Regions from separate parts of the Homo sapiens genome. Here region 1 is linked to region 2. The links are chromatin loops, found by intact Hi-C in ENCODE. Cell type or tissue: IMR-90. All regions are shown on one strand. Each heading gives the region's core, and the rest is flanking DNA. Links, peaks and the distances in the headings are about the cores only.

The links. Hi-C counts contacts between places; a loop is a spot of excess contacts. Peaks named below come from ENCODE experiments on the same cell type or tissue, not always from the same donor. Only the 100,000 strongest peaks of a DNase experiment are listed, where the experiment ranks them.
Region 1: it touches region 2 in a loop (4-fold over the local background); 2 of 110 quality-filtered maps call a loop at or near these places.

The regions. Positions count from the first base shown.
Region 1 is chr22:26,289,348-26,301,084 of GRCh38, forward strand. SEZ6L (seizure related 6 homolog like) reads left to right here. Exons shown (of 17, transcript NM_021115.5): 2 at 3,059-3,799; 3 at 4,945-5,078; 4 at 7,541-7,733; 5 at 9,637-9,822. Among named protein-coding and RNA genes, the nearest start is that of SEZ6L-AS1, 49 kb to the left of the region's middle. In IMR-90, for the core only: no CTCF peak of the experiment used is centred there; no DNase peak of the experiment used is centred there.
Region 2 is chr22:26,354,507-26,366,243 of GRCh38, forward strand. SEZ6L (seizure related 6 homolog like) reads left to right here. Exons shown (of 17, transcript NM_021115.5): 13 at 10,866-11,060. It overlaps LOC124905096 (a long non-coding RNA gene), which reads right to left and starts at 6,519. Exons shown (of 3, transcript XR_007068038.1): 1 at 1-6,519. In IMR-90, for the core only: CTCF peaks have their summits at 6,092 (motif pointing left) and 10,126 (motif pointing right); DNase peaks (open chromatin) are centred at 6,105 and 10,145; H3K27me3 peaks cover 385 bases.

The DNA.
Region 1 (11,737 bases), core at 2,154-10,153, 66 kb before region 2:
GCCATTGTTTTGAGGCAGATCCACGTCTGGTCTAATCCAACAAGGTAGATAGAATACCTCCATTATACAAAAGAGGCTGCTGAACCTCAGCAAGGTTCAAGGACTTGCCCAGACTCACTCAGCTCATAACTGTAACAGGCAGGATTTGAACCCTAACTCTGAAGCTTCACTACTCCCCACCTTGGACTAGGAAATCTGCCTGATGCCTGAATGACCTTGACCTGCCCTCATGCCATCCACTCACGCTGCTCCCAGATACCCATTCCTGGCCCAGCATCACTGGCGGCCTGGAAGGAACACTGGCTGGTAATCAATGTTACACAACAGGAACATTTGTTGATGCCAGTTGCAAACTGTTGCAGTCTATATAGATTAAGCCACCGCCGCCAACTCCATGAAAGTAAATGAGCCTCTCCAACGACTGCTGAAATAAATTTAAATGACAGCACTGGAGGGCCTGGAGACTGTAGCTGAGTGAGTGTCTCCCTGCAGAAAATCGACAAGGACAGCTATCAGTCCGAGGGCCTTTGTCCCCGTGATGTAATTCCTCTCTATCTAGACATCTTCACGGGGATGTTCTGATTGCTCCAGTTTCCTGCCGAGGGGCTGTGATTGCAATGACAAGAGTAAAAACCATGACGGCAGCTGGCATTTGCTAAGCACTCACTACGGGTGAGGCGCTGTCCTAAGTGCTTTGCATACATCAACTCGCTGAATGATGGCAACCCCAGGAAATAGGAAATAATAGCCCCATTTGACAGCTGAGGGAACTGAGGCTTGGAGAGTGAAGTCATTAACCAGCAATTGGCAGAACTGGGTCTTTAAAAAGCAAACAAAGCTGGTTTCCAGCACCATTCTGCCAGACAGCTGCCTGGGCCAGCCCTTCTTTAAAATGACTATTGGGCCGGGCGCGGTGGCTCACGCCTGTAATCCCAGCACTTTGGGAGGCCGAGGCGGGTGGATCACGAGGTCAGGAGATCGAGACCATCCTGGCTAACATGGTGAAACCCTGTCTCTACTAAAAAATACAAAAAATTAGCTGGGCATGGTGGCACGCACCTGTGGTCCCAGCTGCTCAGGAGGCTGAGGCAGGAGAATGGCGTGAACCCGGGAGGCGGAGCTTGCAGTGAGCCGAGATCGCGCCACTGCACTCCAGCCTGGGCGACAGAGTGAGACTCCGTCTCAAAAAAATAAATAAAATAAAATAAAATAAAATGACTAAATGGTTTTACCTTCCAGACAAAAATAAATCGCAAGGATGGGGACCAAGGTGGGAGGATCACTTGATCCCAGGAGTTTGCAACCAGCCATAGTGAGATCCGTCTCAAGAAAAAACAAAATGAATTACAAGAAGTTAGCAAGGTATACAAGGCCCTCCAGGGCCTGGCCCCTGCCTCCCTACCTTACCAGCTTTATCCCCCGTACTCTCCACTTGTGCTCCAAAACCCCTTGCAATTCTTTTGTGCCCACCTCTGCCCAGCCTCCAAGCCTCCATGGGTCTTCACACAGTCCTCTGTTCTGAATCTGCCTCGTGACTCTGAATCCTAAAACATTTCTGTGTCTCCCACAAGGTCACTCTTACATTCCTTCAGTTTAAAATGTACCTCCCCCAACCCTGCTTTTACACTGTTGGTGGGAATGTAAATTAATTCAACCATTGTGGAAGATGGTGCTGAGATTCCTCAAAGATCTGGAACCAGAAATAGCATTTGACTCAGCAATCCCATTACTGGGTCCCATTACATATATACCCAAAGGAATATAAATCATTCTGTTACAAAGATACATGCATGCACATGTTCATTGCTGCACTATTCACAATAGCAAAGACGTGGAATCAACCTAATGCCCATCAATGATAGACTGGATAAAGAAAATGTGGTACATGTACACCATGGAATACTATGCAGCCATAAAGACAAACAAAATCATGTCCTTTGCAGGGACATAGATGGAGCTGGAAGACATTATCCCTAGCAAACTAAGGCAGGAACAGAAAACCAAACACCACATGTTCTCACTTATAAGTGGGAGTTGAACAATGAGAACACATGGACACAGGGAGGGGAGTAACACACACTGGGGCCTGTTGCGGGGTGGAGTTGGGGGAGGGGAGAGCATTAGGAAAAATAGGTAATGCATGCTGGGCTTAATACCTAGCGTGGGTTGATAGGTGCAGCAAACCACCATGGCACATGTTTACCTACATAACAAACCTGCACATCCTGCACATAGGCCCCAGAACTTAAAATTAAAATTTAAATTTAAAAAAACTCTCCTCCCCCATCCCCCAAGCCCAGCCAGAGCACACAGCTTAGAAAAGAGAGTGTGGCCTGGTGTCCATCCCCACTCATCCTCTTAGCTGCATGTCTTTGTACAGGGAACAATCTGCCCAACTGTACATGGCATGCCTGTCCTGCAGACGGGGTTAGGGCCCGTCCTCTCTGCTCTCTTAGCACACAAGCTTTTCTCTTTCCAAGCATTCATCATATCAAATATGATTGTGTCTACTTTCCCATCCCCCTTCCCAGTACATATACAACCAGGCAGTGAGGCCCCTGTGCTTTTTGTTTCTATACTCCTAATGCTTAGCTCAGTCCTGGCATGATCAAGCCCAAGTCTTCAGGAAAAGGAAGGAAGGAAGGAAGGAAGGAAGGAAGGAAGGAAGGAAGGAAGGAAGGAAGGAAGGATGGATGGAAGGAAAGAAGGAAGGAAATGAAGGAAGAAAATGAAGGAGGAAGGAAGAAAGAAAAAAATGGAAGGGGAAAGGAAGGAGGGAGGGAGGAAAGAAAGAAAGAAAGGAAGGAAGGAAGGAAGGAGGAAGGAAAGAAGGAAGGAGGGAGGGTGGGAGGAAAAGAAGGAAGAAAAGAGAAAGAGGGAGAGAGGGAAGGAGGAGAAAAAAGAAAGGAAGGGAGGGAGGGAGAAAGGAGAAGTTGGTTTAGAGGCCAGCCGGACGAGCTTTGGGCACCGCCCTTAGGAGGGCCACCCTCAGAGTCTGACAGCAGGTGAAGGTCCTAAATCTCCCCAAACTAACTGGTGTCTTTTCTCCTCTTCCAAGATGCTCTTCCCGAGGGAGATGCTAGCCCTTTGGGTCCTTACCTCCTGCCCTCAGGAGCCCCGGAGAGAGGCAGTCCTGGCAAAGAGCACCCTGAAGAGAGAGTGGTAACAGCGCCCCCCAGTTCCTCACAGTCGGCGGAAGTGCTGGGCGAGCTGGTGCTGGATGGGACCGCACCCTCTGCACATCACGACATCCCAGCCCTGTCACCGCTGCTTCCAGAGGAGGCCCGCCCCAAGCACGCCTTGCCCCCCAAGAAGAAACTGCCTTCGCTCAAGCAGGTGAACTCTGCCAGGAAGCAGCTGAGGCCCAAGGCCACCTCCGCAGCCACTGTCCAAAGGGCAGGGTCCCAGCCAGCGTCCCAGGGCCTAGATCTCCTCTCCTCCTCCACGGAGAAGCCTGGCCCACCGGGGGACCCGGACCCCATCGTGGCCTCCGAGGAGGCATCAGAAGTGCCCCTTTGGCTGGACCGAAAGGAGAGTGCGGTCCCTACAACACCCGCACCCCTGCAAATCTCCCCCTTCACTTCGCAGCCCTATGTGGCCCACACACTCCCCCAGAGGCCAGAACCCGGGGAGCCTGGGCCTGACATGGCCCAGGAGGCCCCCCAGGAGGACACCAGCCCCATGGCCCTGATGGACAAAGGTGAGAATGAGCTGACTGGGTCAGCCTCAGAGGAGAGCCAGGAGACCACTACCTCCACCATTATCACCACCACGGTCATCACCACCGAGCAGGCACCAGGTATGCAGCCCCCAACTCCTGAAGCCATCCTGAAACAGCCATGAGGCACTCACTATGTTCAGGGCATGTGGGTAGAGGAATCTCAAGAAGCCCCGGCCCCACCATCAGTTACCGTCCATTGAGCACTGACTATGAGCTTCGCCCTGTGGCTCAGAATTAATAGCCTCATTTCATTTGTTTGTTGTTTTGGGGGGTTGTTTTAGCAAAGGGGTCTTGATCTTTCGCCCAGGCTGGAGTGCCATGGCACGATCATAGCTCACTGCAGCCTCAAACTCCTGTGCTCAAGTGATCCTCTTGCCTCAGCCTCTTGAGTAGCTGGGACTACAAGCATGCACTATGATGTCCAGCTAATTTTTTTGTTTTTTGTAGAAAGGGGGTCTTGCTTATTGTCCAGGCTGGGGAACTCCTGGGCTCAAGCAATCCTCCCACCTCAGCCTCCCAAAGCACTGGGATTACAGGCATGAGCCAGGACACTCAGCCAACATCCCCATTTTAAAGATGAGACAACTGAAACCCTGAGACCCCCAAGCAACCTGCCAAAGGTCACACAGCTAATGAGCAAGATTCAAAACCTTTTCATCTTGGAACGGAATTCTTCATTTAACCTGCTTCAAAGCCACTAGCCTTTTCAAAGCACATTTGCTTTTAGCATTACATGTATTTTCTAGACTTGATAAAATGCTCTTCTGTGTTCCAGTCTTCTCTACCATCTTTAAAATGGGAGAAGGACCCCCAATTGTCAAGCATACATGGATTTTGGACAAGTGCAATGTGGCCACCCTTCAAAGCACGTGAGCTCTGGGTCCAAATCCTGCTTGCTGTTTGAGCTCGGCCCCTCTCTGAGCTTTTGTTTACTTCCCTCTAAACTGGGGATGAAATATTATCAGTCCCTATGAGAATAAGTGGGGTCACCCCTGTTGACTAGCTAAAATGGTGCCTAGCAGGATATAGTAAGTGATCATTCTGTGTCAATTATTGCTATTTTTATTATCATGTCAATTCTGGAGCTGAGGAATTAACAGCAGAAGGACAGATGGGAACAGCAAAATGCAGGTTCCCCTAAAGCCCCCATTCCACCCCACAGCCCATGGTTGAGCTTACATCCAAGTTGTCTTTGGTGTCCTAATTAAAGTCCTTCCTTCCAGCTCTCTGCAGTGTGAGCTTCTCCAATCCTGAGGGGTACATTGACTCCAGCGACTACCCACTGCTGCCCCTCAACAACTTTCTGGAGTGCACATACAACGTGACAGTCTACACTGGCTATGGGGTGGAGCTCCAGGTAACCCCAGGAGAGTACCTCACAGAGGCTGCCTCGTCTAGCAGGAAGTCTCAGGAGGATTGTCTGAGTCAGGCTTACTGTTATGCTAACTAGTTTGGTTCTGTCTTTGCCCAACCAGGCCAACTTTAGCTGGGTTTTGGCGAATGAGTAGGAGTTCTTAACTCAATGCTTTGCTAAAATAGCTTGTGGGGATAGAGGGAACATGCTGACAAATTCTGAGGTATTTCCCAGAAGGAAAATCCCTTGATACTCTGCTTATCTCACACACACATACACACACGCATGCACGTGCATAAACACACACACACACACACACACACACACACACACACGGAAGCTCCACCTGATTCATTTGATTCTTTCTTGCTTGCTTGCTTCCTTATTTCTCTTTCTCTTTCTTTCTTGCTTGCTTGCTTGCTTCCTGCTTTCTTGCTTCTTTCTCTTTCTCTTTCTTTCTTTCTTTCTTGCTTGCTTGCTTGCTTCCTGCTTTCTTGCTTCTTTCTCTTTCTCTTTCTTTCTTTCTTTCTTTCTTTCTTGCTTGCTTGCTTGCTTTCCTTCATTTTCTGGTTATTAGGACATTTTATTCTTAAACTTTTGCCCATACAGTAAGAAAGGAAAAGCAGGGTGGCATAATGCTCAAACATCTGGGTTTTAAGTCCTACCTCTTCCAGTTAAAACTGCGTGACTTTGAACAAGGAACTTCACCTCTCTGAGCCTCAGTTTCCCGATCAATAAAATAGGAATAATGTTACTGCTTTGTAAAGTTTGGGGGAGCAGTAAATATGACAATGCAGAGATCATTTGGCCACAGCCCAGCAGAGAGAGAGGGAGGAGAGAGAGAGAAATCATTTGGTCAGAGCCCAGCAGAAATCGCGACCATGCAGTGCATGTTATCCATTATCTTCAGTATGCTAATCACCCTGAATGTGTTCCTTTTTCTCATGGGAAATAAAGAGCCATCAAAAGTTTCTGAGCTGGGGCAGGTGTATGACCTTACCTTAGGAAGGTTTTTTGTTTTTGTTTTTGTTTTACTTGTATAAGAGAGACAAAAGGTAAGCCCCTCAGCAGTAGAACCTGTAGTCTTTGCAGTCCCCAGAGCTTTGCACAAGTGTGTGGCACATTGTAGGTCCTTAATAATTGTTCATGGAATTAAAATAAACTGGAGAAAACCTGCAGTCCAGATTATTATAGTGCTTAAGAACCCTTTCCTCCATGTCATGAAGAGTATTGGACCCAGTATGTGTCCAGTACTGTGTGGAGCCTTTTACCAGGCACAGTAGAGTTCATTCATTGAGCAATTAGAATGCACCAGGCAAAGCTGTTGACACAGGAGAATATGTTGATGTAAAAAACTGATGCAATGCCTGCCCTAAAAGAGAAATACGTAGGATGCCATTTAGTAGGGACTCTAATTGGTGTTTTAGAGGTTGTTGTAGAATCGCAGCAAAGGAACAGGCAAACTCCTTGGCAATCAGGGAAGGTCTCATAGAGGAGGGCAATTTTAATGGGGCTTTGGTGAATGAGTAGGAGTTCATCAAAGAGAAAAGAGGATAAGATATAGGGCCTGAAGGAAGAAGAGCTTGTGGGTAAGGCCTGCCCTGTTTAGAGGAGAGGCAGAGAAACTAAAGTTCCAAGCCCTACTCATAAAAGCGTAAGTCTTCAAATTAGGCATTGAGACCTGACTAAATTCTCCCTTACACACACACGCGCACATACCATTTGTTCAGCCTCCCTGCGTACAACTAAAGTATCTCGCTTCTTTCTTCTCAAATCCCACAGAGTGTAAATGGCAAAGCAAGTGTCTGATTCTTTGAGATAGGGGTTGATTGTCCTGCAGTTGTAGCCACCACTGGGGAGAATAAGAGAATGGGCCAGAGAGTGCCCTAGAAATGAGGCCCCCACCCCTCACTTACCAATTTATGCAGAAAATGGAAGAATATATTCAATCTTTTTTAAATATTTTCTGAGCACTTAATATGTGCCAGGTACTATTCTAGGCACTGGAAACATTGAACAGCATGGAGAAATCCCTAACCTTGCAGAGTATACATTCTGGTAGAATGCTTCTCCCGGCTCCCTGGAGATTGGATCTCAAGCACAAGCTGATCCAACTGCTGCCTCCACTCACCAGCTCCAGGATAATCTATCCCACCCACTAGCATCCAGGGCCTGTGCCAAAGGCCCCTCTTACAGGACACAGCAATGGGGGCCTCACATTGCAAGTCCCTTGCAATGCCTCTGCCTTGCAGTTTGGTTTCACTCTATCCCCTTGGCTTTTGGGGAAATTAGGGGGACCTTGATATTCCCAGGGCTCCTGTGGGCTCGGCATGGGGCCCAGGGGTCCCGTTGACCAGGGGCTAGCAGTACCTGGGCCACTTTTCACTGACTTCTTTGCAACCTTAGAAGGCTCTGTCTCAAACACAACTCAGAGTTCCTCTCTGTCTGCTTCTGCCTGTTCCCAGGTGAAGAGTGTGAACCTGTCCGATGGGGAACTGCTCTCCATCCGCGGGGTGGACGGCCCTACCCTGACCGTCCTGGCCAACCAGACACTCCTGGTGGAGGGGCAGGTAATCCGAAGCCCCACCAACACCATCTCCGTCTACTTCCGGACCTTCCAGGACGACGGCCTTGGGACCTTCCAGCTTCACTACCAGGGTAGGGTCAGGCCAAGGCTGATGAAACATAGGCGTTTGCCTCAGTTTCCCTCTGGAGAAAAGGATTTTAAAACTTTTTGTGCCAGGGACCTCTCTGACAGTTTGGTAAAACCTACAAACCCCTTCTCAGAATAATGTTTTTAAAAGTATAAAATAAAATATATACAATTTTAAAGAAAACGGTATTACTGAGCTGCAGTTATCAAAATACTGTTATAATCTATGATGCCTTAATCTATGTGCTTTTTATTAATTCATTAAACAATGTCTTCTAGTAGTTCTTATAATTGCTGACATTTCAAAGTACTAAGGAGCATAAGAAATAGGTTGAGATATCCATTATGATATGAAAAATATCTGTGGTTTCTCTTGGTGTCAAAGTCACAGGTTCTACTACAATGTTTCAGTTTGTTGCCAGGAAAATAGCACAGCTAAGGTAGAGGTTAATGAAAATAAGCAAGCAGCTTTCCTTCATTCAAGTTCACAGGCCCTGAATTCAATATATAGATCCACTGTGCGTCCACAGACTCCTGATAAAGAGCCTTAACAGGGTACTTCTCTCTTTTCTTCTTCCTCTACTGGTTTTCCTTTTTGTCTGTTCCTGTCTTCTCTGTTTTGCTCTCTGTTCATTCCTCTCTTCTCTTACTTCCTTTCTCCTTCCTTCTCTTCTCCTCCCTCTTTGCTTGCTTGTTTTATTTCTTCATTTCCTCCTCTCTTTCTCTTCCTTTCCACCCTCTATTTTCCCTCCCTTCTCTCTCTCTCTCCTTTCCTAGTCCCCCTTTTCTTCCCCTCTCCTCCACCCCGATTTCCTCCTATGCAGCTCCCATGACCTCAGGTCTCCTTTGCCTCACCCAGGAACTTTCCCTTGGATACTTACCAACTGCTGAAACATCTGAATGGAAAGTGGATTCGTGAACCATGCAACCAGATATTGAGAGCCATCATGTGTTATATCAAATTGTCCAGACATTTGAAAACAACAACAACTCATTTTCAACTTTTCTCTCACCTGTTTCTGAAACAGGTGGATGACTGCAAAGGGGAGTGTCCACTTCATCACAACTTTTCATTGTGGGATACTGCCCTTTGCTGTTGTTGTGAATTTAAAAGCAACAACAAAAAAGAATGTGAATCATGAACTTGAATGTATTCCTCCTCATCAGTACTGAGAATAAAGATATTCTGTGCTGCAGGAGAGGTCAGACCATGGTCTAGGGTGAAGAAGCTAGGATGAATTTGACATCCTCTTATGAAAACTGAGGAATTCAGTATGTCCCCATGCACCCTTTTACTACCCCCATCTACTGACTGCGAAGGAGGCTCTTTCTCTGTATTATCTCATTTAATCCCCACCACCACCTGTAAGGTGGAGGCACTGAGTCCTTGTCTCAAGGTGACATCGTTTTGTAAACTCACATTAGTTTTCTTTCTAAAGCCCAAGCTCCTGTCTCGCAGGCCAGTAGTTCTCGAGCTTTCATATCCTTGGGCAATTCCCAAAGACCTGGTTCAAGCATCTGCATTTTTAACAAGCACTCAAGATGTGCACGCAGGTGGGACTAAACTTCCTGGGTGGTCTTGCCCCTCCCAGTCCCAGAGAGAAGGCCAATCTGTCTCTACATAGATAGAGATAGGCTCAAAGGAGGTATGGAAACTCATTTTTCATCCCAAACCTGCTGTCTCTGTTTAGGCAGGGTGGCGATTTTTAAGTCCCAAGAAAGTGCTAACCTGGCAGTTTCAGCCTGATATGATCAAAGAGAGTCACAAAAATACCATTCTCCAGAGCTCTGGAGTCCCCAGGGGCCTCATCTTCTCTCCCCAGCACAAACTGGCTCCCAGGATGTGGGTCAGGTTCTTGATCTGCCACTCCAAGTGATGACTGAGTCTGCCTCTGCATTTCTTCCCAGCCTTCATGCTGAGCTGCAACTTTCCCCGCCGGCCTGACTCTGGGGATGTCACGGTGATGGACCTGCACTCAGGTGGGGTGGCCCACTTTCACTGCCACCTGGGCTATGAGCTCCAGGGCGCTAAGATGCTGACATGCATCAATGCCTCCAAGCCGCACTGGAGCAGCCAGGAGCCCATCTGCTCAGGTATGCTCCAGCCTCAGCCGGACCAAACCTGATGGTCCAACTAAGAGGGGAAAGACCAACCTGTAGGACACCGAGAGTGACCTCAGGGAATGGCTTTCAGCCCAGGGGAAGAAACTGCTCCAAATATGGATGACTATTGTTATTTATGTTTTTATTGGAGTAAAATACACATAATATGAAATTTACCATTGGAGACATTTTAGTATGTTCACGCTATTGTGCAACCATCACCACTACCTAGCTCCAAAACATCTTTAACACCCCAAATGGAAACACTGTACAGAAAGCAGTCACTCCCCATCCCTCCCTCCTCCCCACACTCGCTGGCAACCATCCGGCTGCATTCTGTCTCTGTGGATTTATCTATTGTGGATATTTTATGTAAATGGAATCATATAATATGTGACTTTCATGTCTGACTTCTTTCACTTAGCGCTTGGCACTGTGTTTTCAAAGTTCGTGTATGTTGTAGCATGTATCAGTACTTCATTTCTTTTTACAGCTGAATAATATTCCATTGTATGGATGTCCCACATTTTGTTGACCTGTTTATTCGTTAGTAGACATTTGAGTTGTTTCTACTTTTCAGCTATTATGAACAATGCTGCTGTGAACATTTGTATGCCAGTTTTTTGTGTGGATATGGCTTTCATTTCTCTTAGATATATACTCAAGAGTGGAATTGCTGGGTCATAGGGTCATTGTATGTATAACTTTTTGAGGAACCATCAAACGATTTTCCACAGCAGCTGCACCATTTTACTTTCCCCTCAGCAATGTGACAGTACCAGTGTCTCCACATCCTTGCCCACATATGTTCTTTTCCATGTTGTTGTTTTTATTGTAGCCATCCTTATGGGTATGAAGGTATCTCATGGTTTTAGTTTCCATTTCCCTGATGATTAATGATGTCAAGCATCTTTTCATGTATGTGTTGGCCATTTGTAGATCTTCTTTGGGGAGATGTCTAGTCAGGTCCTTTGCCCATTTTTTTTTAATTATACTTTAAGTTTTAGGGTACATGTGCACAACGTGCAGGTTTGTTACATATGTATACATGTGCCATGTTGGTGTGCTGCACCCATTAACTCATCATTTAACATTAGGTATATCTCCTGATGCTATCCCTCCCCCCTCTCCCCACCCCACAACAGGCCCCGGTGTGTGATGTTCCCCTTCCTGTGTCCATGTGTTCTCATTGTTCAATTCCCACCTATGAGTGAGAACATGCGGTGTTTGGTTTTTTGTCCTTGCGACAGTTTGCTGAGAATGATGGTTTCCAGCTTCATCCATATCCCTACAAAGGACATGAACTCATCATTTTTTATGGCTGCATAGTATTCCATGGTGTATATGTGCCACATTTTCTTAAACCAGTCTATCATTGTTGGACATTTGGCTTGGTTCCAAGTCTTTGCTATTGTGAATAGTGCTGCAGTAAACATACGTGTGCATGTGTCTTTATAGCAGCATGATTTATAATCCTTTGGGTATATACCCAGTAATGGGATTGCTGGGTCAAATGGTATTTCTAGTTCTAGATCCCTGAGGAATCGCCACACTGACTTCCACAATGGTTGAACTAGTTTACAGTCCCACCAACAGTGTAAAAGTGTTCTTATTTCCATTTTTTAATCAGGTTGTTTGTCTTTTTGTTATTGAGTTGTAAGCAATCATTATATATTCTGATCACTAGACCCTTATCAGATAAGTGGTTTGCAAATATTTTCTCCCATTTCATGGGTTGTCTTTTCACTTACTGACAGTGTTATTTGATGCACAAAGCTTTTACATTTGGCAAAATTAAATATTTTTTTCTTTTCTTTCTTGTGCTCTGAGTGTAACTACTGCCATTTTTCAAGCCAAGCCAATATGTGTTGCACACCGTGCCAGAGGCTGCATTTAATCCTCACAG
Region 2 (11,737 bases), core at 2,582-10,581:
CTTTGTCAAGGGCAGCCCTAGGACGTCAGTGTCATTCCCATTTCCTTCTAGTGACTGCAAGAGCGATCAGAAGCAGCCACTTTAGTAACTCCAGCTGCAGAGACCCAGAGATGAAAAGCTTAAAATAAAAGCTTCTATTAAAATACTGAAAGGTGGAGGCATCATTTTTTTAAAAAAGAAAAAGCACTTCACCAATGAGACCCAGTCTCTAAAGACCCTCTGAGCTGCGGCAGCTGCTGCTGGATTTCCAAGACGCAAGCCTCCCTCCCTCCCTTCGGGAATGCTTTTCCCTGAAATCTCAGCATTGGATCTGCAGTGCTGAGTAGAGACGGCTTCCCTTACACCCATGCTAATGAGTTCACGAGCCACGCGGGGTGTCAGGAGACACGCGGTACTCCCAAAAGCCTGAAGAAGAGCCCTGCGTGTGGTGGCAGCGACGTGACAAGCGGGTGAGGCTGATGGGAGATAACGCAGGAGGCGAGAGATGGTCCGATTCTGGCAGCGCGGCTCCTGAGTAAGAGGGAGGATGCAGTCTAGGTTCTGAAGGCATTTTTAAGGTTGAGGTTGTCAGACATAAAACAGCTTTGAAACGTTTTGTCGACTGAACAAAGGGAACAGCACCCATTTGATGGGCCCCTTCAGTAGGCTGACCTTTTCCCCAACACTAACACTCTTCACCCTCACGGAAATCGCACAGGTGAATGCCTGTCCACTTAAAAGCAGGCAAAGAAGGACTGGAGAGGGTGAGTAGCTTTCCTGAGGTCACACAACAGAAAGGAAGAACAGAATTCTAACTCAAGCCTGACTAAACCCAAAAGCATCTTCCCAACCTCATCACTCTGCAGTTCAGCTTTTGGGCAAACCTCTGGTGCTTAAGAGTGGACAAAGATCCACCAAGAAGTTAATGAAGCAGACAGAAAACTGCATAAGCCCCTGGGCCCAGTGGTGAGGTGGCTCACGCCTGTAATCCCAACACTTGTGGGAGGCTGAGGCAGGAGGATCACTTGCGGTCAGGAGTTCCAGACCAGTGTGGCCAACATGGTGAAACCCCCGTCTCTACTAAAAATACAAAAATTAGCCAGACTTGATGGTGAGCACCTGCAATCTGAGCTACTCAGGAGGCCGAGGCAGGAAAATCACTTGAGCTCAGGTGGCGGAGGTTGCAGTGAGCAGAGATCACGCCACTGCACTCCAGCCTGGGCAACAGAGGGAGACCCTGTCTCAACAACATAGAAACAGAAAAGAAAAGAAAAGAAAACTGTATAAGCTCTGGTTGTCTACAGCCTCTTGCCCAGTCACTTGCCCAAAGCCATAGTTTGGTCCCCTGGGACTGAAAGCCATATCTTTTTAATCCTAGTCCATTTACCCCAGGGCACTTTAAGAACAGACAGGTCAGGCAGAGATAAAGGGAAGAGTCTGGGTGTCAAAGTCAGACACACCCTCCAGCTCTGCTGAGTGACCTTGGGCAAGTAACTTGCCCTCTCTGGGCCTCAGAGCCCCCATCTGTGAAAGAAAATAATACCCTTTACCAAGAAGGATTGTTGGGAGCAACTCACTCAGTCATTCAGCTTACTCAGTTGTTCAGGCCTCCTATATGCAGGCACACGCTAGGACAGAGGTTCCCAAACTTTCTCAACTCATGACACCCTTGGTGTCTCAGGAATTTTTTCACAGATTTCCTAGGCCAAAATACCATTTCCATTTATTAAATACCAGTTCCATTTATTAAACAGTTAGGTACAAACAACTGAATGAGTAGTTATCTCTTCACAGCATAGTAGCCATTTGAAAAAGTAATGCACATACATTAAAAGAAAAACGGTTTTTTTTATTATTAAATAATGACAATTGCTGGCTGGGCGTGATGGCTTACACCTGTAATCCTAGCACTTTGGGAGGCTGAGGCGGGCAGATTACCTGAGGTCAGGGGTTCGAGACCAGCCTGGCCAACATAGTGAAACCCCGTCTCTACTAAAAATACAAAAATTAGCTGGGTGTGGTGGCACGTGCCTGTAATCCCAGCTACCTGGGAGGCTGAGGCGGGAGAATCGCTGGAACCCGGGAGGCGGAGGTTGCAGTGAGCTGAGATCATGCCACTGCACTCCAGGCTGGGAGACAGAGCAAGATTCTGTCTCAAATAATAATAATAATAATAATAATAATAATAATAATAATAATAATAATAATGACAATTGCTGCTACGAGGATGTGTATACCCGTTGGGCTGTGCAAATCTTCTTAAACGTTAGGATCAGATGGGACTTCGCCACCCTAATTTCCTGTTCCACATTGATTTTGTCACAGTTAGCACGAGCACCACAAAAAAATCCAGCTTTGCAATGATGAGTCATCACCAAAACAAAGGTGACGTGATCTAATGTTGAAACGGTGAACTATCTTGAGCTGGTAGTTCACAAGGGTCCAACACATCATTGTGTTTCCTCAGAACTTTTTTTTTTTTTTGAGACGGAGTCTGGCTCTGTTGCCCAGGCCGATGTGCAGTGGCGCAATCTTAGCCCACTGCAAGCTCCACCTCCCGGGTTCACGCCATTCTCCTGCCTCAGGCTCCAGAGTAGCTGGGACTACAGGTGCCCGCCACCACGCCTGGCTAATTTTTTGTATTTTTAGTAGAGATGGGGTTTCACCGTGTTAGCCAGGATGGTCTCCTGACCTTGTGATCCACCCGCCTTGACCTCTCAAAGTGCTGGGATTACAGCCATGCGCCACTGTGCCCGGCCCTCAGAACTTTTTTTAAAAATCCCACAGCACCCCCTGTGAGTTCCTGGTGGCATCCTGGGTCACCTTGGTGAAAGTTTGGGAACCCTGGCACTAGCCCCTGGAAAAACAGTAAGGTATAAACAGATATGACCCACATTCTCATGGAGCCTGGGGCCTATTTGGAAAGGAGGGTGGAGAGACAGGTCTATGAAGGAAATCACAATGAATCGTCAGCACCACCTCCTCCAGGAAGTCCTCCCTGATTTCCTAGGCCGGGTTGTGTTTCTGTCCTCAGAATTCCCATGGAACCTACAGTGACATCTGTCACCACAGCTGCTGCAGTTTATTGAAATGATCTGTTTATATGTTTGTAGAATCACATTCCCTAGAGTAAGAAAGAGAAAGAATTTTAAAATATATATATAGAATAAACACATAACTCACCTGCTAGGATTGTCTCCAGTTGATCCTTGAATCCCCCAAGCCCAGGAGGCTCGACAAATGATGTTACTATTACTGTCGTTGATATTGTTAGCAAAATGAATGTGGTCTTTATCACACCTCTGCTTTGTTGCAACTTCCCCTCTTTGATAAGGACGTGGTGGATGACTCCTGAGGTAACCATCCCAAAGACATAAACCACACCACCAAAACTAAAAAGAATCTGACAAATCCGGCAAGGGTTTTATGAGTGGCTCTCCAGGAGCCACTTAGCTTGCTTAAGAGACAGCGATTCCCCGGGAGGCCCTGGTTCTCACAGCCCTGAGCCCAGAACACCTGGGATACGAGACACAGGGATTTCCCAGCCTGGACAGAGCCCACAGGTGCTGTGGCCAGACTGTGGCCACCGTAGGAGCTTCCACTGTTGAGCCGTCTCCTGTGGCCACATCTTGGCCAGCATGTCCAGTGTTAGCTGAGTTCCCGTCCTCATTTAGAAATCTCTGTCTCTGGGAAAGCGGTCTCTCACAGAAATCCATGATAACCCTAGGGGATTTGGGTAAAAGAAGGGCCTTTGTTATAGCAGAACCATTAAATGGACAGCACTAAAAACCAGCACGTCCAGGTTTGTACCCCAGCCCTGCCTCTTACAAGCACCATGACTTTATACAAGCCAGCTTTCTCACCAAAAAGATTGAAAAACGAACATGCCAATCATAAATATAAAGGCTTTTAATGAATGGTGTGCTTGGCACATAGCAAGTCGTCAGTTAACATTGGCTGCTAATCACCACTCTGTTTCAAAGCTCCACTGCTTGTAGGGCATATTGCAAACCATTTGTAACTATTACTAGGGGACTTGATTTCGAGCTTTTTGTTCAAATGTGCTCCAGAAATGTACATTTTCTTCTATTGTTAAAGAGAGGGGAAAATAGAAAAAGAAAACAGAAACGAGAGTGGGTTCGTGAGTAGATCTATAAGGCCATCGGTCCAATTCATTTGCATTCCTGGGAGAGAACGGCTGGAGTTACACCAGTTGCAACCCGAATTGTTTAAAACATTCGACCAGTGGTTTTCAACCAGAGGCGATTTTGCTTTCCAGGGGACATGTGTAAATACAATTTCTAGAGAAATTATGAGTTGTCACAACTTGTCAGGGAAGAGGGGTGCTACCGGCTTCTAGCAGGTCAGGGCCCAGGATGCTGCTCAATATCCTCCAGTGCCCAGGACAGCCCCCACCACAAAGAATTATCCATTCCAAATGTAAAACCTGTCTAAGTTGAGAAAACCTGCCTTAGATGATCTTATTTCAAAGTGTGACTACATGTCACTGCCTAGCCATGTCTCGGCTAAGGTCCAGACTGTTTATGGGCAGAAAAAAATGGAGTATGGAGACATAAGCAACTCACTCAAGGTGGTGCAGCAGACACAGGCCTCCAGTTTCAAATTCAAGTTCCTATTCCTTTGACTCTTCTGCCATCTTCTAGGTGCTGAAGATACACACAAATGCCTTCCAAGAGCTGGTTCCTGCTGGGGAAAAATTCCATATGACATTGTTTTCAAACTCTTACTGAGGACTGGGTCAAAATTGAATCAGGCTGACTTGAAAGCTAGAGAATCCTCAGCTCAAATTGCAGCTCAGCCACTTCCTGCTTGAGGGGACTTTTCACCAGTGAGTTCCACCTGAGCCTCAGTTTTCTCATCTGTAAAATGGCTGCATGGTGCAGTGGTTAAGACCGGACTTGGACCACCTGGATTTGAATCTTATTTATACCACTAACTAGCTTGTGACCTTTAACACGTTACCCAACCGTTCTGCGCTGCATTCTCCTTGGATACAAAATGGAGATGATGACCAGGCATGATGGCTCATGCCTGTAATCTCAACACTTTGAAAGAACGAGACAGGAGGATCACTTGAGGTCAGGAGTTCAGGACCAGCCTGGGTAACCTCAGGGTCCTCAGGACCCTGTCTTCATAAAAAATTTTTAAATTAGCCAGGCATGATGGTGCACGCCAGTGGTCCCAGCGACTCGGGAGGCTAAGGTGGGAGGATCTCTTGAAAGGGAGGTCAAGGCTGAAGTGAGCTGTGTTCACGCCACTGCACTCCAGCCTGGGTGACAGAATGAGACCCTGTCTCAAAAATAAAAATAAAATAAAGTAGGAATAAAGATATAATATCTGTGTCTTAGGGTTGTTGTGATAACTAAATGAGTTCATAGATATAAAACACTCAGAATGGAATCTGGCTCAGAGAATGCCCTCAGTAAATATTGTAAATGTTGGCTGTTTTGGTCATGATTGTTATTACCTTCAAGGACTTTGCAGAAGGATTAGAAATAATATATGCAAATCATCTAATACAGAATGGTTGTGCAAATACTTTGGAAATTAATTAAATGATGAGTTAATATGTTAACCATGCCAGGACACCAAACCAGTGGTTCTGAGCCCTTGCCAAACTTTAAAATCTCCTGGAGAGTTTTAAAAAGAATACTCTGGGTGACTAATTAAATTAAAATACCATAGGGGCGGAGCCAGGGCACAGGATAACCCAAGGCCATTCTAGCACTTAGCCTGGGGGTCCTGCTCCTAGGTCGGCTGTCAATATCCTCCTTTACACCCAGGTCTAACGATTTATCCTTTATGCACCTTCCATCTCCCCAGGGCGAGGACAGTGTTTAGCACAGGTTTGGTATCAGGAAATACTTCTGGAATACATACAGGACTGAATTAGTGTTCAGTTACATGAAGGCAGGGACCATGTTCGCCTTGCTCATCATTGTATGCCCGGCGCATACAATGCCTGGCACACAGAAGGTGTCCAGTGAATATTTGTTGTATTAATTCATCTGTTAATTTATGAAAGAAAATTTCCGAGGAAAGGTTCATGGGGGAATTCTTTTGTGTCGCCACTGCCACCTGCTGGTCATTTTTCTGCACTGCAGGTAATACAGTAGGGATTTGTGTTCTCTGAAGGGAGCCACCAACGTCATCAAGAAAAAGCCTCCCCGACCAGGGGGCGGGAAAGTGAGGCTTCTCCTGTGCGCTTTCCCCAGCACAGCTGAGACCACACTGGGCTGTAATGACCCGGTAACTGTTCTCTGTTCCCCATTCGACTGAGTTTTGGGAGAACAGAAAACGTGATTCTCTAATTCACTGCTTCATACCCAGCTCCTAGCACAGGGATGGAACATTGGAGGAACAGAGTCTACGGGCTGAAAAAAAAACAAAAAACAAAAACAAAAACAAAAAAAACACGGAGAGTGTATTCTGGACTCTGGGAGTTCAAAAGCTATAAAGTGTTGTGCACCGGGCTGCACTTCCCGAGGAGTAGGAGTATTAGATACACTACGGGGATACCCACGCGGCTTTAAACAGTGTCCAGATGAACTTTTTGTGAGTCGTTTGGCTTAAGAAAATTAGAAAAATTAAAACTGACATGTGAAACCTCTGATTATAAGACTATTATTATTTAGAGTGAGGCTAAATTATACTGTGCAATCTAAATAGAAAAACAAGTCAATAGAAATTTTTAAAAATATATTACATAGGCCAGGTGTGGTGGCTCATGCCTGTAATCCCAGCACTTTGGGAGGCTGAGGCGGATGGATCACTTGAGGTCAGGAGTTCGAGACCAGCCTGGCCAAAATGGTGGAACCCCGTCTCTACTAAAAATACAAAAACAAAAAAAATCAGCTAGGCTTGGTGGCGCATGCCTGTGGTCCCAGCTACTCGGGAGGCTGAGGCAGGAAAATCGCTTGAACCCAGGAGGCTGAGGTTGCAGTGAGCTGAGATCACACCACTGCACTCCATCTTGAGTGACAGAGTGAGACTCTGTCTCAAAAAAAAAAAAAAATATATATATATATATATGTATTAAGTGAACAACAGTACAATTGGTATGAAAATATGACAAGAGTTTTAAAAGCCATAAAAATAATCAGTGTATATTGGGTGCTCACTATATGCTGCCCATCTCATGTGCGTGAGCTTGTTTTATTCTCATAACAACACCTTGAGACAGCCCATTTTAAAGATGAGGAAACTGAGGCTCAGAGAGGTCAGTTGTGCTCACAGACATACAACTAGGATGTGCATCCTGAGCCCTTGGACACTTGAACCCAAGCGCTCCTGCTCTGCAATTTGCCTTTAAATGAAATGATGTGAGGTCTTTCAAGAAATATTTACTGGGCACCTACCCTGTACCAGGTTGCCAAGGATGCAGCAGTGAGCTCAGCTGGGTTGAGGACCAAAGACTTCCTCAGGATATTTTCAGAGGAATCATTAGAATATGATTGGCACTGGGTTCTGTTCATTATACCATCTATGCTTATTGTAAAGTAATGCAGACCCACCCTGCATTAAAAAAAAATACATCAAAGCACAGGCTTTAAAAATAAAAATAAAATTCTCCCTTCCTACAGTCCATCCCCAAGGCACGCTCTGCAGGGTGAATGATTCCTTGCCAGCCCTCTTAGGTCTCATCCATAAACACATAATAGAGTGCTGCCTTGGAGGGAGCCCCATGATTGACTTAAGCAAGGCTTTGTGATTTGATTCTGGGCTCAAACACAGAAGCGTTGGCTGCATATCCATCCTGCTCTGGAATGCCAGGGGGCAAACTTCAAGTATACAGATGACCTTCAATTAGTGGAAGGATTAGCCTTGGCCAAGTGTCAGCTGAACCACTTACTGCCTCATCTCTGGGAGTCTTGTGGAAAGGGAGCTACATTCAAAATCTCTGCCTCTCTCGCTCAACTATTCCAACAGCCCCTTCCCTTGGCTACTTTAGGGGTCTTCTGCAGCCACCCAGGGTCTTCTGAGTTTCTCTCTTCTATGGCACCTGCCATTTTTAATTAAATTGTCCATTTACACATTTGCTTGGCCCCTTAGAGCATGCAGACCATGAGCTCTAGAGGACAGGAATGATGTCTGATTCACCTCCTCACCGCATTGCTGGACGCATTGCTGGGCATGAAGTAAGCACTCAAGATATATTTTCTGAATAAATGCATGGGTGCCCGCCAGAGCTATCTATGGTGTCATCCAAGATGCAACTCCAGCTGCACAGTGACCTGGGAAGTCTCTTCCCACAGGCTGACTTCTGGGCTAGATTTCAAGGGTGGGAAGGAAACAGTTCATAACTCCCAGGGAAGACTGCTATTGAAGTATAAAGGAAAACCCTTCAACCTCAAGAGTGAAGCCAGATTCCTACCCGTCCACCCACTGGAGGAGATCAAAGTCCCGATTCTTCATGTATGGTGATTACTGTGACTAAAACATACTCATCAATTGATTCATTCATCTTTTCATTGGAAAAGTGATACATTTAAATGCCTACAAGGCCAGGCAAGTACCACGTGAAAGACAATAGGGAGTGGCAGAGACTGGGGCTAAAGTAAAGAATATTCCTGGTCTAACAGGGAAAGCCATTACTCAACTCCAGCCAGTCATTGCCATGTAACAATGTGAACCCAGTATTGCCCAATCTTCTAATGTTTCAGAAGAATCCAGAAATCTAAATTATTATTTGAAATCTCCTAATCTGTGAAAGCTTGGTAACTATTGTTTCAGTTGACATTACTCAAGCTGAGTAGAGCCCAAATGTAAGTCATGTTCACAGAGAAAAGGGTTCTAGCTGGGACCTATACTGTACTGTGTGCCTTGAACCACAAGTGCCGTAGGACCAGGGATTATATCTGTTTTATTCACCTCTGTGTCCTCAGTACTATTTATGTTGTTGGCACATAATAATTGCTCAATAAACATTATCTGAGTAAATAAAGGAATGCTTCCTGTGAACCAGGCATTGTACTGGGTATGAGCATATATGAGTTTAAAGCCTGGGAAAGAAGTGCCAGAAAAGATTCTGAAGTTATGATGATGATAAGACAGAGTTCCAAGGACAGAATTCATGCCTTTGGGGAGCAATCTGGGTCTTGAAGGCATGCTTGAGATTCATCGTGCAAAATGAGACGCTTCAAACAACACGTTTATTATCTGACAGTTTCTGTGGGTCAGAAATCTGGGCATAGCTTAACATGTACACCCATGTTCATAGCAGTATTGTTCAGAGTAGCCAAAAGGGGAAGCGACACAAGTGTCCATCGATGGATGAACGAAAAACAAAGTGTGACACCTGCCTACGATGGAATATTAGCCTTGAAAAGGAAGAAAATTTTTGACACATCTTGCAACCTAGATGAACCTTGAGGACATTATGCTAAGAGAAAGAAGCCAGTCACAGAAGGCAAATACTATCTGATTCCACTTACATGCGATAACTAGAGCTGTGAACTTCATAGAGACAGAAAGTAGAATGGTGGATCCCAGGGGCTAGGGTAAGTTGTTTAACGCATATAGAGTTTAAGATTTGCAAGATGAAAAGAGTTCTGGACATAAGTTGCCCAACAATGTAAAAGTACACTAACCTACTGGACTGTACACTTAAAATGGTTAAGATGGTTAGTTTTATGTTATGTAGATTTTACTACAATTTAAAATTTTTTAAATAATAAAGTTTAGAATGTTTTAGGATTTGTAGTCCTGTGTGTGAAGCAATTTGCTGGCTGTCCATTCCATCCAGGTGCTGAAAAAGGACTAGATCTCACATGCGGCCTGGAATGGGTTAAACCTGCAGGTTCAACTCTCCAGTAAATACTGTGATCCTAACACCTTGGGAGGCTGTGGCAGGAGAATTGCTTGAGCCCAGGAGTTTGAGACCAGCTTGGGATGCATGGCAAGACCCTGTCTCTACTTTAAAAAAAAAAAAAAAAAAAAAGCCGAGTGTGGCGGGACACGCCTATAGTCCCAGCTACTCAGAAGGCTTAAGCAGGGGAATTGCTTGACCCTGGGAGGTTAAGGCTGCAGTGAGCCGTGCTGCACCACTGCACTCCAGCCTGGGTGTCTTAGGCTACCGGGTACTTTGTGTCTGCAGCTGAAGAGAGCAGTCACCAGATGGCAGTATGGGCTTATTTGTAATAGTTGAGGCCTTTTGTTGCCAGGCTCCCAGGCCCTGAGCTTCAGGCTTGCTCTGATAGGCTCATCTCCAATGAGGGAAACAGATAACTAATTCAGTACAGTACAGTGCATGCAGTGCTGGAGAAACTAAGAAGACTGACGACTCAATTCACGGTAGGAGGCATCAAGGAAGGCTTCCTGGAGAAGGAGAAATGAAGATTGAGTATTGAAAGACAAGACGTAGTCATAATGGATGCGCAGGTTAGGTGTCAGGTGAAAAGCAAGAAGAAGATTTCATAATTAAACACCACCACCGTCCATCATTTACTAAGTACGTATGACATGCCAAAAACAAAACATCTTAAGCATTTCCTTACTTACCTATTTTAGTCCTCCAAATTCCTAGGAGATAGATATTACTTTGATCGTCGTTATGCTAATGAGGAAACTAAGGATCAGAAAGGTTATGCCACTTGCTGGCGATCACACAGCTAACAAGTAACAGAACTCATATTTTAACCTTGATTCCTCAGCCAACTTCATTCTACCTTGCCTGTATGTAATCTGTGCCCAGAGGTGGAAGACAGAAAGAACAGTTTGAGAAATAGAAAACAGTCTGATGCAAGGTGGGGATGCAGAGAGAGGATGCTGGAGAGGCTGACCAAAGCTAGATCACACGGGTTCTGAGCAGGACTCCCCAAAGATTTGCATCATCTCATCAGAGCTCCTTCTGGCTTGCATTTCAGCGGAGGAGTCCCTGGCATGTGACAACCCAGGGCTGCCTGAAAATGGATACCAAATCCTGTACAAGCGACTCTACCTGCCAGGAGAGTCCCTCACCTTCATGTGCTACGAAGGCTTTGAGCTCATGGGTGAAGTGACCATCCGCTGCATCCTGGGACAGCCATCCCACTGGAACGGGCCCCTGCCCGTGTGTAAAGGTAAAGAAACCTACTCACCACACAGGGTCCACGGGGCCTGGAGATGTCAGGCTCCTGGCTCACAGGAGTTCTGAACTTGCTCTAAAAAATTGGACTAGGAGTTCGAGACCAGCCGAGGCAACATAGTGAGACCCCCATCTCTACCAAAAAAAAAAAAATTAGTCAGGCATGGCGGCACACACCTGTAGTCCCAGCTACTCGGGAGGCTGAGATGGGAGGATCACCTGAGCCTAGGAGGTCAAGGTTGCAGTGAGCCTTGATCATGCCACTGCACTCCAGCCCGGACAGAACGAGACTCTATCTCAAAAAAATTAAATTAAATTTTAAAATAATAGAGCTGAGCTGCTGTACTTCATTAAATCTAAGATGTCACCATGACTTTATGCACCACTAAAAAAGAAAAAAACATGCTGCCAATTATACTATGACACAATGTCTTCTCCTGGCTTAGCATTTTTATTTTTACTTACTAAAGGAGCTTTTGACCAGGCACAGTAGCTCACGCCTGTAATCCCAACACTTTGGGAGGCTGATGCAGGCATATCACTTGAGGTCAGGAGTTCAAGACCAGCCTGACCAACATGGTGAAACCCCATCTCTACTTAAAATACAAAAAAATTAGCTGGGCGTAGCGGTGCATGCCTGAAGTCCCAGCTACTCGGGAGGCTGAGGCAAGA